Linked DNA regions of Homo sapiens: region 1 is linked to region 2. The links are chromatin loops, found by intact Hi-C in ENCODE. Cell type or tissue: gastrocnemius medialis. All regions are shown on one strand.

Region 1 (8,000 bases), 280 kb after region 2:
ACAATGAATACTTTGTTAGTATAAGCGTGTCCCAAAGCCTGCACAGGATATACTTAAACTAAAATATTTATTATTTCTTCGAAATTCAAATTTAAGTAGGCAATCCTGTATTTTTATAGATCATCTATGAATAGTAACCATAGCATAGGGGACCCACCGTATGAGACTCAGAACCATCATCTGGGAGGAACGTTGAGGCAAACTTCTCCATCCAGATTAATTCCTGACCTTCTGAGAATAACAAACAGCCCACTATGCTGTGGCCAGTACTCCGCGCCAGCACACGCTGTCATTTTGTGGGCAAGGAGCTCTCCTTGAGTCTGCCCAACGGAGGTGTGTAGTGATTTGTTGTCCAGGAGAGAAACAGAGGCTCAGGGAGGTTGGTGTGGCGCACCCGAACGCTCAGTCAGCTCCTGGCCTGTCTCTCTGCATAGTACTCGCTGGCTGTGGGCGGGCGGGCCGTGCCAGCTTCAGAGGAGCAGTAATAACAGGTTAGCTTGGAAGTTCTCCTTGCAGAGATGGGAACGGCTGTGTCAACCATGCAAATTATATACAAATACACTTGGCCCGCCTGCCCAGATGGGAGACCCATGAGCACAGCCTCCAGCCGTCCATGGGTTTCCGATAGTGCAGGGGTACCGGGCTGATAGCGGCTGGGTCTCTGGAGAGGCCCATGTTCCCGGTACATGTGGGCTGGGACACATGCACACACTTACTTTCCTGGTGTGGATGAAGATGCGAGGGGGCTAGCATGGAGGTGGATGCCTAAGGCTGGAGGGGGTGTGTTGATGTGTGCATGACCTGCCACCCTGATCTGTGTATTCCCAGCAAGCCACATGGCTTCTGTCTCCTGGGATAACCCTTCCTGAGGCTCCAGCACCCATCTCTGGACAGAAGGAAATGGCCCTTTCCCTGGGCACCCTCCTGCTGAGATGCCACAGGACTGCAGACCTTTGAGGAGAATAATCCTAACCACAGTGATGCTACTGTGAGCGTTGACCAGGTGTTTATGATACACCCGACCCTGTGCTAGCATCTTGTGCTTAATTCTCCCATGTGCCTGGGGCTCTTGTTGCCCTGACTTGACAGATGAAAACCTCGAGGCTTAGAAAGGTAAAATAACTTGGCCACAACTGGTGAGATACCGAGCCAAGATTCCACCTGAGTTCTGCAGGCCGGTCAGGTGAATCGCTGCCAGGTGAATGAGGGATGGCTTTCAACACCAGCTCCTGGGCGTGGACTTTCTGAAGAGAGCACTGTTTTGAAAAGTCCTTTATGGAGATTTGTAGTAGTTTTAGCTAAGATTGTTTTGTATTTGCGCTCTTAGAGTTAGTAGGTTTGCCTCAAATACTGGTGCCGGCTGAGCCCCATGTATTGGAGATGTTCTCCACGAGGGAACGCTGAACCTTCGGGAGACCCATAGGAGGTGGCTGCCCAGCCCCTCTGTCTAGCGATGCTGCAAGGGGAAGGTGTACACCAAAGGCAGGGCTTGATTGAATGGTTGAACATGCTGGTGTGGGGGCCATATAGCCTCAGCCACAGGTTGTCTTTGCCAGTCTCTGGCTGAGTGGTTTGGGGCGAGCTGCCTCACCACTATCAACCTCCTTTCCTCATCTGTTAAGTAATATTTGTAATGACAGCACCTCCCTCACACCCCAGCTTGGAGGTTTCACTAGTCTGTTGCCTGATCAATCATAATAGTTATTAGTCATTGCTGTTTGCCAGGTACCAGCTTAGGTGCTAGAAAGAGCTAGTAATGAGAAAAAAAGTACAGCGCTCACTTTTGAAGATCTTAGGAGTCCAGAGAGCTAAGCTAAATCCACTACAATGTAAGACAGGCATAAATTCACCTAAAAGTGTCACAGGGACTCTGCTGCTGAGGTTCGGGAGTGGGAGATCACCACTTACAGGGGGTTGGGGGTTTCCAGAGGCCTTGGTTGAGGAGGCAGCGAGTAGGTGGACAGGTGGATTTTGGGTTTGTGGATCAAGAGAAGGAAGGGAATTCCTGGCTGAGGAACAGCATAAGCAAAGTGTGGAGGAGAGCCTGGGGGCCTTTGGTTTGATTGGAGGGTGCACGCATCCATCCGTGCATGCCGGGGCAGTGGGCTTGGAGCTGGCGAATAGGGTACAAAGTCCCTGCTCTTTTGGGGATTGCAACGTTAAGCAAGTAATGATACATTTAATTTTTTAATTGCAGCTGTGATGAACTCTGGGGAATCTGAGCTGCTCAGGGAGCAGGTGCCCGAGGCTTCCCTGAGGGCATAAGTGAAGCTTGAGTAGGAGGCAGTAGGGAATGGAAAGAGCACTTCAGGCCTTGAGTACAGCTCCCTTGGGGCCCCTGACATGGGCCAGCATCCAAGGAGCCAAAAGGCCAGTATGTGGCTGTGCTGCAGGCAACCAGAAGTGGGGCTTGGGAAGTGGCTGAGGAAGTGGGCAGAGGCTGGCCTACATGGGCCCTGCTAGGTGGAGGACATTACTTTGTTCCAAGAGTGACGAGGCTACTACAAGGTTTTAGCTAGAGTGGGGATGTGTGGGTGGACTTCTGTGTTTAAAAAAGATCCCTCTGCTGGTGGTGGAGAAGGCTTTGCATGTAGCAGGGGTGAAGGTGAAGGGAGGAAACTGGACTTTGGCCAGCTCTGGACTGTACAACTTGACCAAAATCCCACTTTGCCATCGCCACCATCCTCAGTCCAACAGACTCAACAACTCACTCTTTCCCACCTGAGCAGTGTCTCATACAGTCCCTGTTCCTGAGCTCAGCACCCACCTGATTTTCCCACCACCCTTGCTGCCGAGCACACGTGCATTGGCCCCCAGCCCGCATGCTCTGTGTTCTTCCCAACAGAGCCAAATCCTGTGGAACTGGACCCGGAGAGAACAGGAAGGAGTCAACAAGATCTTAAGCCTGCTCCAGACCCCTTGCCTGACTTTTGAGAAGGTCAGGGCCCGATTTCTGTTTGTCCCTCCTCCCTGGGCTGGGCGCATCTTCCTGGGACAGCCTCCCCCTGGGAGCGGAAGGCTTGGCAGGAGCAGTGGATTGCCTCATTGAGGGAGTGAGTGCCAAGGCACACAGGGCCAAGCGCTTATTCGTGCTGGAAGCTGCCCTGGCAGCCTGGGTGCCCCGCTGCCAAGAGCTGATTGGAAGGCTGGACGGACATGTTCAATGGTTCCGGGGGCTCACCAGCACACCCTATGAAGGGCAAATGTGGTTGGGGGCTGGTGACCCCATCAAGCTGAACTCCAGGAGGTCAAGGACAGGGCAGGAGGAGGCTTTGGCCAGCATAGTCTTGGAGAGGGAATTACTGTCCTGCTACTTTGTACTGTAGCAAACTCTTTGAAAAAGCCACAAGCAATTTTTGCTCTCCCAAAATAGCTGAGAGATTCCATTGGACAATTGCTTACCAAGTACCTAATTGGAGCTGGGCTAAGAAAGAGAAATTTTCATCTACTCCTTCAAGGAGCACATGGTCTGATGAGAAAGCCTGACGTATAAACCAGTCATTACAGGGCATTGTCCTGTTCAGGTGGTGAGGAGTGACTATGGTGGCACAGGACCCTAGAGGTGGTGGAGACTCCTGCAGCCTGGTGGGTTGGTCATGCTTCACAGAGGATGCTAGAAAGAGCTAGTCATAAAAAAAGTGCAGCTCTCACTTTTGAAGATCTTAGAGTCCAGAGAGCTAAGCTAAATCCACTACAATGTGAGACGAGCCAAGATTCACCTAAAAGTGTCACAGGGACCCTGCTGCTGAGGTTTGGCAGTGGGGAGATCACTTCTTGCAGTGGGTTGGGAGAGCCAGATTTGGTTTTCCCATGTAGGATTGGGGAAAGACATACATGCAGAGACTAAGTGCTTCTCCAAGAATGCACACATGCTCATTCACAAGTGTTAGTAACCCACGTAGAAGGTACACATAACCGTGTTGGGACAGGACCCAGGTGGTGCGGTCCCAGAGCAGTGAGCAGAAAGCACCATGAGAACTCAAGCTCTCTGCTCGAACCCTGTGAAGCCGAAGCGGTCTCTACCCCAATCCCCTGCGATTGGTACCTCCTTTTCCTTCCACTTTCCTCCCATCCTGCAGCAACTCCAGTGTCCCTCTTCTTCAGACTCCATGAGGAGTTCCTCCTTTTGCATTGCCCTTGCTGCTTCTCTTAATGACTTTCTCTCGGAGACAAGTCCTATGCCACTTGGAACAAAACTTCTCCTGTGGCCTAAGCTCTATGTCATCTGTCCCCGGCATGCTGCCTGGCTTCTCTCCTCGCTCTGCCCACTTTGTGGGGACCCTGACAACTCATGAGCCTTCTGCTGGTTTCTGCATTGCAGGGAAGAGTGCCCATTTAGCGCCTTGGCACTCACCGCACCGTCTTTTGCCCTTTGCCCTCAGATGTGCCTGGGGCTGAATCTTTCTTATCTCCCAGGTCTGTCTTCATAGACGGCCTCCTACCCCTCCCCTGTGACTCATCATACCACTCTATTCCTTTTCCTTCATTGTGATTTTCTCTAAAATCACTTCACTCATGTACATATTTTCCTATTTATACCCGTCTCTCACACTGAAATGTCAGTCCCATGACGGCAAGGGGGCCGCTTTCTTATTCTCCCCTGATCTTACAGCCGTGAATGAAACTTGGGATGTGCTGGGGAGTCAGTCAGTATTTGCTGGACAAGTAACTTGAATACAGTTTCCCTGACACCTGGGAGGGATAATGTCTTCCTCTTTCATAGCTTTTTTTTCATTACAATCTGCCTGTTTGGCTTTTGTCATTGTTTCCCAGTTATCTTGATTATACATCATACAAAAGACTATAGAACAGTCTAGTAAAGGCAAAACCTCTCAGAAGTAGGAGGAAGGGAAGGAAGAGATTGGACAAAGTCAGAACACTTGTTAGCAGGCAGGAAAGCAGGCAAGGCTGGGCACATGAATGCACTAATATTTTTGTCTGTGTGCAGCTGTGTCTCTGTCTGCACATACATGCCTAGAGCACCCTGATGTGAATGGGAGCAGCTGGGATTTGGTGTTTTGGGTGACTGGCTGGGCTCTGGTGAGAGGTGGGTTTGTTCCCATCTTGCTCATTAGCTGGTCAACTTTTCTTGCTCTGTGATCTTTAGAATGAGGGGGTAGCAAATTGGTTTTAGCTCAGGTGCTAAATCTTACTGGGAATGATTGCCTTGGAAGTCCAGGTAAAGCTGGCTTCCGCTGCCCAGCGCAGCAGGGAGGAGTGCTGGGGCCAGGCCGCACTGTCTACCCTGAGTGTAGGAAGGAGAGAAGGGGCACCGTATTGTGATGTGGCTGCATTAGATAATCCCTGAAGCACTGTTGGCTCTAAAATTCCAAAAGTCTCCCCTCCTTTGGGAATGGTAAGAGATGGGTTGGAGACCCTGAGTGAAAGGAACAATTCTCCTCCTCTGGGAAGACTTCATCTTCAGAGTCTGGCCTTGAGACACGTGCCAGAAAGCCCCTCCTAGAGAGGAAGGAGTAGGGTCCACCCAAAGGTACATGATGAGTTGTGTGCTCCCCCTCATGCTCAACCGAAGACTAAAGAGGAAGAAGTAGGGTCCACCTAAAGGGTACATGATGAGTTGTGTGCTCCCCCTCATGCTCAACCGAAGACTGAAATTCCCAGCGCTTAGAAGCAAGTCCCGTAAAAAGCTGTATGTATTTAACATACACTGTATGACTTTAGGGATAAGTATGCACCTGTGAGACCATCAGCACCATTAAGGCCGTAGACATATTCACCTCCCAAAGTTTCCTCTCGCCTCCTTTATTATTATCTGTGGCCAGAAAACATAACCTATGATCTACTGTCTTAGAAAATTTTAAGTACGTGGGCTGACTGCAATGGCTCCCGCCTGTAATCCCAGGGAGGCTGAGGCGAGCGGATCACCTGAGGTCAGGAGTCTGAGACCAGCCTGGCCAACGTGGTGAAACCTTGTCTCTACTAAAATAGAAAAAATTAGCCAGGCTTGGTGGTGGGAGCCTGTAAACCCAGCTACTCGGGAGGCTGAGGCAGGAGAATGGCTTGAACCCAGGAGGTGGAGGTTGCAGTAAGCCGAGATTGCACCACTGCACTCCAGCCTGGGCGACAGGGTGAGACTCTGTCTCAAAAATAAATAAATAAATAAATAATAGAAAAGAAAGAAAATGTTAAATAGGCAAAACGGACACTCTGCTGTGTACTAGGCCTCCAGAACTTAGCCATCTCGCATAACTGAAACTTTGTAGCCTTTGACCCTCACCTTCCCCATTTCTCCTCCCCTACTCCCTGGTGATCACCGCTGGACTCTCCGCTTCTATAAGTTTGACTGTTTTAGATTCCACATAGAAGTGACATCAGATAGTATTTTTCTTTCTCTGCCTGGCTTATTTCACTGAGAATAACGTCCTCTGGGCCCCTCTGTGTTGTTGCAAAGGCAGAATTCTTAAAAGGTGGAATAAACATCTCAACTAAATATTTTTTTAAAAAGAAGAAAGAACTTTAAAACCATTCTTTAAAATTTTATTTTAATTTTTTACTTTTTATGGGCACATGGTAGGTGTATATATTTATGGGATACGTGGGATATTTGGATACAGGCATGCAGTGTTTAATAACCACATCAGGGTAAATGGTGCATCCATCACCTCAAGCATTTATCATCTCTTTGTGTTATAAACATTCTGATTATACTCTTTTAATTTTTAAATGTGCTATAAATTATTGTTGACTGTAGTCATCCTGTTGTGCTATCAAATTCTAGCTTATTCATTCTAACTATAGTTTTGTACCCATTAACCATCCCCACTTTCCCGCCCACTCCCCTACCCTCTTATCTCTGTGAGTTCAATTGTTTTAATTTTTACCTCCCACAAATGAGCGAGAAAGAAGAAAACAAAATTAAAAACTAAAATGAAAACAAGTCCTACTGAAAGTGTGGGGGCGGATCCGTGTGCTAAGGGAAGAGGGAAATGAGGCTAGGCTCACTCTTTCCTCCGGCTGTGGATGGGATTCTGAACTCTGGCTTGGGAGGCGAATTGGGTGGCTTATCATTTGAGAGCCCTGCCACCTTCCAAAAAGGATTTGAGGGGACTTACAGTGAGAACATACTCAGAGGATAGACAGTGAGAAATAAAACCAGAGTGAAAGGTCATAGGCCACCAAAAGGAAGAGAAAACCAAACCCTGGGAAGGGCCAGGGTCTCTCAGACCAGGACTTGGATTCAAGGAACAGTCATCATTTGGTTTCATAAGGACAAAGGATTCTTGGCTTGGAGAAGAGTTGGCAGAGGCTAATATACAAATCTGTGTTTAAATCTGTTTATTGAAATGTTTAAACATATTGTTTTTGTAAATACATCCAACAGACACTGATTAGCCAGCCCCCCAAGTGATGGGTGTGGCAGGGTCCCAGCCCTGCCATTTTGTTCCCCATCTGGGCCAGTAAACTCTTCCCTTTAAAAAAACAAATAAGAAAGCAAACTCCTTACATAAGAAACTTCTGGGGCTGCAAGGAGGGGGAACCAGCTTTTCTTGTTGTAGCTGAAATATAAACATTTTTTCTTTCTGGTCCTGAAAAATTAATCTACAAAAACAGTGGGTGACACCAAAGAAATCACTTCAGGTGCTGGAAATGATTTCATTTTCTCACTCTATGATTAAAAGTCGGTAGCCAAGTGCTCAGGAGCCACATCACATCTTCCTAAGCAGGAATGTACCACACCCTGCTCTCCTCTGGCTTTGCTTCTGTTCCTCAGGCGCTTTCATTATCTGTGATGCAGTGAGACTGGCCCGTGGCGACAGGGAGCTGCAGAAGGCGATTACTCCGGGGGAGCATTGGGCACTGAGAGGTTGTGTGCCTTTCCCCCAGGACCCAACAGTCACAGCCTGGCGTGCGCAGGAAGCCAGCTTGATGGAGCCATCTCCGTCAATGTGACGGGAGCATTTCCAGAAAGGGTCCAGGGGGCATTTATTTCCAAACAGTCTGTGCTGCACAGGGAGAGGGGACGAGGCAACAGGTCAGCA
Region 2 (8,000 bases):
TAGTTTGATAAATTATATATCAGACATGTAAAATTTAAAGTATCATTTGAAATCAAAACTTGTCTGAAGACTAGCTTTTTATGTCACAAGTTCAGCTAAGCAAAGTGTCCCCTAACTATAAAACCTCCTTACTGCAGAATCCTAGAAATTACCAAAGGCAAGCTTCTTGAATGTTGATTTTGAAATTTTGCCTGCGAAAGTGCAACATCTTTCCAAGCAAATGCTTAGAAGACTCAGGGCAGAACCCAAAAACAAATGCCAGACGTTAGGGGAAAATTTTTAAAAGTTGGATTGCCAGAAAACTTCTAGCTATTTATAATTAAGCATTTTTAGCTGCTAAAAGGAAGCACATTAGATCATTTTGTTTTGCAAAACAAATGGCCAGTGTGGGTTTTAGGATGGACACTCCCAGGAGGGCTCCCCTTTCTGAGTGGGAGTCTTTGGAAATGTTCCTGATGGGATCCAGTCATTCTGGAGCGCTCTTACGAAATCGTTCATCCTAGGGCAGTTTGGTGTTTGTGAGCTTACAGCGTTTACTCCTTGCTGTCTTCTACCATAGGTCTGATCTGATGGGGGAGGCAGTGGGCAGAGGAGCTCCAGCTCTTTGGGAGGGTCCTAGAATAGTACAAACAGCACTGGGTTAGAAGTTGGGGGTTCTCATTCCTGGGACCTTGGTTGATTATAGAACTTTATTCTAGGATTCCATGAATTTGCCAAGCTGACATCGGGAAAAGGCTAAAGTTTGATTCTTGAAAGTATTGACAAGGCCCCATTTAGGAATGATTCTGCCAAGTATTCCTGGGGTCCTGCCATGGTCAGGAGAGCACCTTAAATTTGATGAGTTGTCAGGGAAGAAGCAGAGGGTATCTCTGTGTTCAGCTTTATGTATGAGAAAGTCAAGACACAAGATGGGGGCAGGACAGGGACAGCTTGAGAAAGGAGGCTTGAGATTGAGACTTGGAACTCAGGTGCCAGGGATGAATCCAAAAGGCTTGCAGGCATCTCAGCCTCAGACTTAAGCTAACATATAGCAGATAGTGGACACCTCTCCTGTTTCTTTCTTTCTTTTTTTTTTTTTTTTGAGATGGAGTCTTGCTCTGTCACCCAGGCTGGAGTGAAGTGGCATGATCTTGGCTCACTGCAACCTCCACCTCCCAGGTTCAAGCAATTCTCCTGCCTCAGCTTCCTGAGTAGCTGGTACTACAGGCGCACGCCACCACACATAGCTAATTATGTATTTTTAGTAGTGATGGGGTTCTCCATGTTGGTCAGGCTGGTCTCAAACTCCCGATCTCAGGTGATCCCCCTGCCTCAGCCTCCCAAAGTGCTGGGATTACAGGCGTGAGCCACCGTGCCCTGCCAATATTTGTCTTTTTAGTAGAGATGGGGTTTCACCATGTTAGCCAGGCTGGTCTCCAACTCCTGACTTCAGATGATCCGCCCACCTTGGCCTCCCAAAGTGCTGGGATTACAGGCGTGAACCACCGCAGCCAGCTTTTTTTTTTTTTCTGGCCCTGCAATCTTGATTCCCCAGAGTTAGGGTCTGATTTCAGATGTTAAGGCAGGCTCAAAGTGGGGCATCTGCTCGCCACAAGAAGGTGAGAGGTCAGAAAGAAGAAGCAAGACCATTAGGGCTGCCTTAGTTGAAGAAAGGGGGCTCATCTCTCATTTTCTCAGAAGTTTCACAATCCAGAAAGGGGAGAACGGAAAGCAGCCTCCTAAGGAGTTCTCGAATTTCTTTCTCACTTTTCCTTTGTTTTCTCGCTCTCTCACTCTCTTCTAAGATTTATTTTTAAATGGGGTTCTTATTTTGGGGGGACTTTCTGAGCAGGAACTACCTTTTTTTTGGAGGGAAATAAATGAGAACACAAATTATTCAGGGCTGGGAAGTGGAAACAATGAAAGAAAGCAAGGCTACTCAGAACCGGCTGGCAGATGGCGCTCGGCTTTTACGATTGACAGCCTGGCTTTCAAAAATTCACCCTTGCGCCGGCGCCTAAGGCAGAACCCGCATCCCCCTCCCTAAATCCTCCTTCCCAAGGACACGGCCCCTGCCCCTAAGGCTGAGGAATGTTTTTAAAAGGTTTCAGTTGAGCAATTGACATCTAAGGACAAATCCCGGCAACTTTTAACGAGTGGATCTGAAGATCTTAGCCAAGGCAGGAAAGCACACGATCAGGTAACCTCCAGATTCACCGCCCTGGTGCCCCGGTTCTCCTGGGAACTGGTCCTGAGATCTTGGACAAATCCCTGGTTCTAGTTTTTCTCAATTGAAAAAACAGGAGGGATGTCTTTCTCACTTTAAAACTTATTTAATTATCTTATAAAGTTTCAATAGATGAGGTATGCCAACCCCCTATCCAACACAAATTTTTTTAAATGTCTGTTCCAAAATGGCAGATTGTATAGGAAATCAAATGGTAGGGCCCTCTGTTGTCCTTTGGTAAATAATTAATAGTTTCTGGGTCCCAATCACCGGGAGAATCTTTGTGGGAGCAGAGTTTGGTGGTAAACTCTTTCACACCTCAATCAAGGGCTAGAAAAGAGGTTCATAGGTGAGCAGAGCTCCAGTTTCCACCAGGGAAATCTAAGGGGCCTACCTGGAGAAGTTAGCATTTAAGACAATATGGAGAGATGAAGTAGAATTTGAGGTGCATGGTCAATGATTGTTTACAGAGAAGGGACTTGCTAGGGATACATCATTGCTTTTCCATTCATGCAAGTATCATTGTGTTTTTCAGGATCTCTGAGACCTCAGGGCTAGTTTTAAGTTCTTCCCCTCCTCAACCCCTCTCCACTTCTCAGTGCTTCACGGCACACTGGGGCATTCTCACTAGCGAAGGTGTCCTCTCTAAGGATGGGACCCCTACTGTCCATCTCAGGCTCAGCACTGCCTTGGGGCAGGCCACTTCTGGCTTCTTTAGGCCTCGTTTCCACGGGAGGGGAAGCTGGGTCCGATGGTGTCTGGGTCAAATTCCTTGGTTCCAAGAACAGGTACCGTTGCCATTCCCTTCCATTTCTGCCCCCTGCACCACCCCACCCAGCAGCTGGAAAATGATGAGGTCATCTATTTGAGAAGGGCCACACAGGCCTCCCACACAAGGACCTACAAAGTCCTCCAATGGGAATTTATTTCTTTCTGATCAAATTTACCCTCCATACCCCATTCATATACACATTCTTTCTCCCCTCTCTCTTAAGATTGTAAAGTTAAAGAAACTGAATACACAGGGTTGATTTAAGGTAAACGTCCCTCCCACCCATCTATTTAAAAAATTTTCTTTTACTTGATAACTTTCCTACAACATGATTCTCTTATGCCCATATTCCTCTGAGGATTCTTTAAAGCTTTTCTTGCACTTTCTCCTCCTCACAGTCCCTGACTTCTAGCCCTGAGTGGTGGCTGAGGGCAGGTGACCCTGTAGACCGTGGGGAACAGAGGAGGCCAGGGCAGGTGGCTGCCTCTTTCCAACCTTTCCTGGGCCATGGGAGCTCCTCCCCACCAGAGGTCAGCAGAGAGCTCAGAATGGCTGGGTCTGCTCTCAGAAATTGGGATCTTGGAATTCTCTAGATGAAATGTAGGATGCCCAAATGGAAAAAAAGCCCCATGTTTCCAGGGTGTTTTGGTTGGGGCTCTCATCCTGTCTTGGGTCCCGGGGACCTTACTTTTAACACCAATACAGCCATTCTGTGCTTTTCTCAGGGGAGGGGTGGTTGGGGGTTTGGTCTGTTTATTTGGTGGCTTTCTTGGTCAGTCTTCTCCCTGCGCCAGACGCACAAATCCCTCCCTTAGAGGGAACCACACCCTCTTAGAACTCTCCCTTCTGGGGCCCAACTGCCCACTTTCGCTTCCCACATGACATGGAACCCACATCCCACACTTGGCCGGGCGCCTTTTCTTCTAGTTGTATTTATTGTTAAAATGACATCATAATATTACAGGAAATCCCCCCAGCCTACCCTCACCCTGCTGTGATTTTACTGATCATTATCTCCCCCTGTTCTTTACTCAGGTGTATGCATAGTTTTGAGAGGGCATGAATCATGGTGTGCAGTTTCATATTAATCCCCCTGCTCCACAAACACACACTACAGGACAGTTTCCTTAGAGCTCTTCCATGTTCGCCATCGTCCTTCCACAGTTCTTTCACTTGTTCAGTCCTTTCGCTAGCGGGGAAGAGCAGGGAAAGAATTGAGGTTCCCTCCCTTTGTTTTTCCTTCTCTGATCTTTTGAAATCCCGGGGTCCTTGTGAACGACTCAGAAATTAAAACCAATTCCCTTTGGCCAGTTGTTTATTGTTGAAAGAGAGAGACAAAGAGAAATTAAGGTGCAAACGGAAGGAAAGAAGTAAATAGAGATTAAATTTAAAAATTTGAAAGGGAGCAGTGGTTCACGCCTGTAATCCCAGCACTTTGGGAGGCCGAGGTGGGCAGATCACCTGAGGTCAGGAGTTCAAGACCAGCCTGACTAACATGGAGAAACATCATCTCTACTAAAAATACAAAATTAGCTGGGCATGGTGGCGCATGCCTGTAATTCTAGCTACTCGGGAGGCTGAGACAGGAGAATCGCTTGAACCCGGGAGGCAGGGTTTGCAGTGAGCCGAGATTGTGCCATTGCACTCCATCCTGGGCAACAAGAATGATACTCCGTCGAAAAAAAAAAAAAAAACAAACAACAAAAAAAAAACCAAAAAAATTAAAAGGGAGAGAGAGGAGGAAAAAAGAGGGAAAGGAAAGAGAGAAGGAAGGAAGAAGGAAGGGAGGGAGGAGGGAGGGGGAGAAAAGAAAAGAAAGGAAAAGAAAAAAGAGAAGAAAAGAAAAAAGAAAAGAGTGCCTTTGCCAAGTTTAGCTCTAAGCACCAAATGGGGTCCTTGCCCTCTAGGAACTTCTAGTCCAGAACAGAGGAGAGGATCAGGTTGCAAGTGATTATCCTTCTACCAGGCAGGGGGTGGAGCGCTGCCAAGGAGGGTGTGGCTGGCACAGCTGAGGGGCCAGGCTGGCTAGACCGGACAGGAGTACGGGGAGGAGAGGCAGGTTCACAATCCAGGCTGGGGCATCCTCTCCTCCCCATCTCACTGCCCCATGAGGTCCCTTGTTCGTTCAAGTGCCAACCAGAAGAGCTGGGACAGAGGCCTCTCTTGTGTGCCAAGACGGGGGCCACCACCACCCTCTGAGCTCTGACCACTGCCCTCTCACCTCTTATTGCTTTCCCAAGTGTTTACCTCCTGATTCTAAAACGATGGTCCAATTTTTGTTTTATTTTAAAGTTAGGAACACACTGCATGTAGCACACTTCATGGAGCACAAGTGTTTTCACATGCCTTATCCCACTAAGTGGTTTTGTTTTGTTTTAGAAAGTCTGGCACACAGAGAACCTTCTAGTTCTTTAAAAAAAAAAATCATAAATTTTTAAATTTGATAATTATCCAGAACAAAACAAAGCAAACCCTAAGGTTAAAAGTGAGCATCCTATAAGTTAAGTATAGATCTTTGATGTTGGGGAAACCTTTGAATTTTACAAATCGATGTCCTTGAGAATTGGGTTCCAGCCAGACCCACTGTAGGCATTGTTTTCTTTTTTTCTTTTTCCTTCCTTCCTCCCTTCCTTCCTTTCTTCCTCCCATTCCCCCTCCCCACTTTGAAAAACAAGTTTTATTCTCTTGGGTTATGTTCATTAGAGAGGGAAGACAATTCTGTTCAGCAAGGAAAGGTGAGGGGAAGAGAAAAGGGGGGAATTCAGCCAGAGGAGAACAGGGACAAGGTTGATTGCTCTGTGCTGGGGTGAGGGTGGGGGGCAGAGAGAGAACATCACAGCCAGATGCAAATCACAAGAGCAGACCTTCAGCTTCCTGGCATTGGTGGGGAAAATATTCCGTCAGCTGCCTTTCTATGTCCTGGGCTTCATTCATCAGCTCAAGAGAAAAAAAATAAAATCAAAATTTCATCCTAATTTGTTGTGGTTGGACCCCATTCTCCCACATTTTGGCCTTCTTGTAAAGCACAACCACAAAGGCAGAAGTGGCTTCCTGGGCTGACCTGCCTCTCAGTTCATTCTCAAGGCGTTAGCCTCATCCCATCAGGAGGAGTTCAGACTCTCCCCAAGCACCAAGAGTTAGAAATGTGTTGCTAATTGATTTGAGCTAAATTTGTGTTGCTTTGAGACTTAGCAAAATGGCTGATTAGGGGCCAGTGTTGGGGAAAATAATTGCTGATCTAATAGCTATGAAAAGGAACTCATTCACAAATATGTTTATAAAATGGGCCTTCTGTGACATTTTGGAATTGTCAGGGAGTTAGGGGTCACGGTGGTTCTTCAGGAAGAAAGAAATGTTGTTGGGAAATGTTTAGTGGAAATTTAGCATAAAATGACATGCCTAATTTAAGAAAACAGTTAAATCCATCATGGTTCCAAGTGAAAACAGTTGTCACAAATTAATTTTTCAAATGTTTGACTATTGGCAGGTCTGAGGTTTACTCATCTGTAGGTTATGTCCAACTTGGCAAAAGCATGGAATCCTGCCCAGTCCTTGGTACACAGGGACTAGCACATGTACCCATTTTTTCTCACTGATAAGTTATTTCCTAATTTTTTGGTTAACTTGAAGGTCGAAATAGCCTTACTCCTTTTTGTCTGTCTAGTAGCATCTCTAAGCTTGCAGTAGCTGCTCACGTGTCTGCCACGCCCCTTAGAAGGACGAATCCTTGCCTGGTCGGTGAGTTTGCCTCAATTCGGGCATTTTCATTTGTTCATTCATTCGATATACATGTATTGAGTGCCAAATATGTGCCCTTCCCCGTGGGGAAGACAAAAGTATGAGACACTGCTACTCCCTTGATGGAATCAAAACAAACCCAGGAAGTTAACAAGAGTGGGCAGTCTCTGCTAAGCGATTACACAGGGAATAAATAAGGAAAGATGGAAAGATTGTCAACCAAAAGACTTCAACAACCTGCTAAGAGTCTTCCAGCCCAGTTGAGCACACCAAATCAGAGGTTACCTAAAAGTGTCATGAGTGCTGATAATTAAACTGCAGAAAACCTAGAAGGATCTGCTGGGGTCAAAACAAGCAACATTTGACAGGCACAGCCATTCAGATTTTCATGCCACTCTGAGGCTGAAAATTTCTGCACAAACAGCAGTGACTGAACCTTTGCTAGTCACAGGATAGACCTCCCTGTTGATAGGGTAGACCTCCCTGTTGATAACTTGTCAGTCATGGGACTGAATGAGGCCTTTCTCCAGGAGGCACAGCCCAGAGGGTTACTGGCCATGCTGAGGAGGCAGTCTTGCTTCCAGGAGGGGCTGCAGAGGCCTGGCCCAAGAGTGGTGCTGAGAACTGCCTTTTGCCAACTTCTTTCTTTCATTGTGCACTCTCTGGAGCCAAACTATGCCTTCCAGGATCTTTCAAGACTAAAATTCTCTTAGGAAGATGGGCCCAATATTTCCCACCTAACCTTAGAAATCTTCTATGTCTAGGATTAGTGTTTTGAGAGTTAGATGGGAAAGTGTAGTTTGCAGCCAGATCCTTATGTACTACAGAGTGCTTTCACCTTAGTGCTTTCATCCTCCATCTTAGCTCCAACCCTCCATCTTAGCTCTTGGGCTGGCCCCCGTCTTAGCTCTAGCCTTACATCTTAGCTCCTGGCCTGCCCTCCATCTTAGCTTCTGGCCTGCCTTCTATCTTAGCTCCTGGCCTGCCCTCCATCTTAGCTCCTGGCCTGCCTTCTATCTTTGCTCCTGGCCTGCCCTCTATCTTTGCTGCTGGCCTGCCTTCCATCTTAGTTCCTGGCCTGCCCTCTATCTTAGTTCCAGTCCTCCATCTTAGATCCTGAGCTTTGGGTCTCTTTTGTTTTGTTCCCTAATGCAGATAGAGATAGTCTATATTCAAATACTATAATTAATTTCCAGCCATTGTGGAATGAAAAACACATTTTAATTTCCAGAATTTAATTTCCAACTTTCCTTTCACAAATACTTTTAAATTATCTATTTATTA

What was found. Hi-C counts contacts between places; a loop is a spot of excess contacts. Peaks named below come from ENCODE experiments on the same cell type or tissue, not always from the same donor. Only the 100,000 strongest peaks of a DNase experiment are listed, where the experiment ranks them.
Region 1: it touches region 2 in a loop (4-fold over the local background); 4 of 110 quality-filtered maps call a loop at or near these places.

The regions. Positions count from the first base shown.
Region 1 is chr20:59,150,422-59,158,421 of GRCh38, forward strand. It overlaps a transcript of ZNF831 not described here. Among named protein-coding and RNA genes, the nearest start is that of ZNF831, 9.4 kb to the right of the region's middle. In gastrocnemius medialis, no CTCF peak of the experiment used is centred here; a DNase peak (open chromatin) is centred at 3,030; H3K27ac peaks cover 424 bases.
Region 2 is chr20:58,866,958-58,874,957 of GRCh38, forward strand. It overlaps LOC101927932 (a long non-coding RNA gene), which reads right to left. Exons shown (of 5, transcript NR_126334.1): 4 at 529-615. It also overlaps a transcript of GNAS not described here. Among named protein-coding and RNA genes, the nearest start is that of GNAS, 20 kb to the right of the region's middle. In gastrocnemius medialis, CTCF peaks have their summits at 2,000 and 3,499 (motif pointing right); a DNase peak (open chromatin) is centred at 3,484.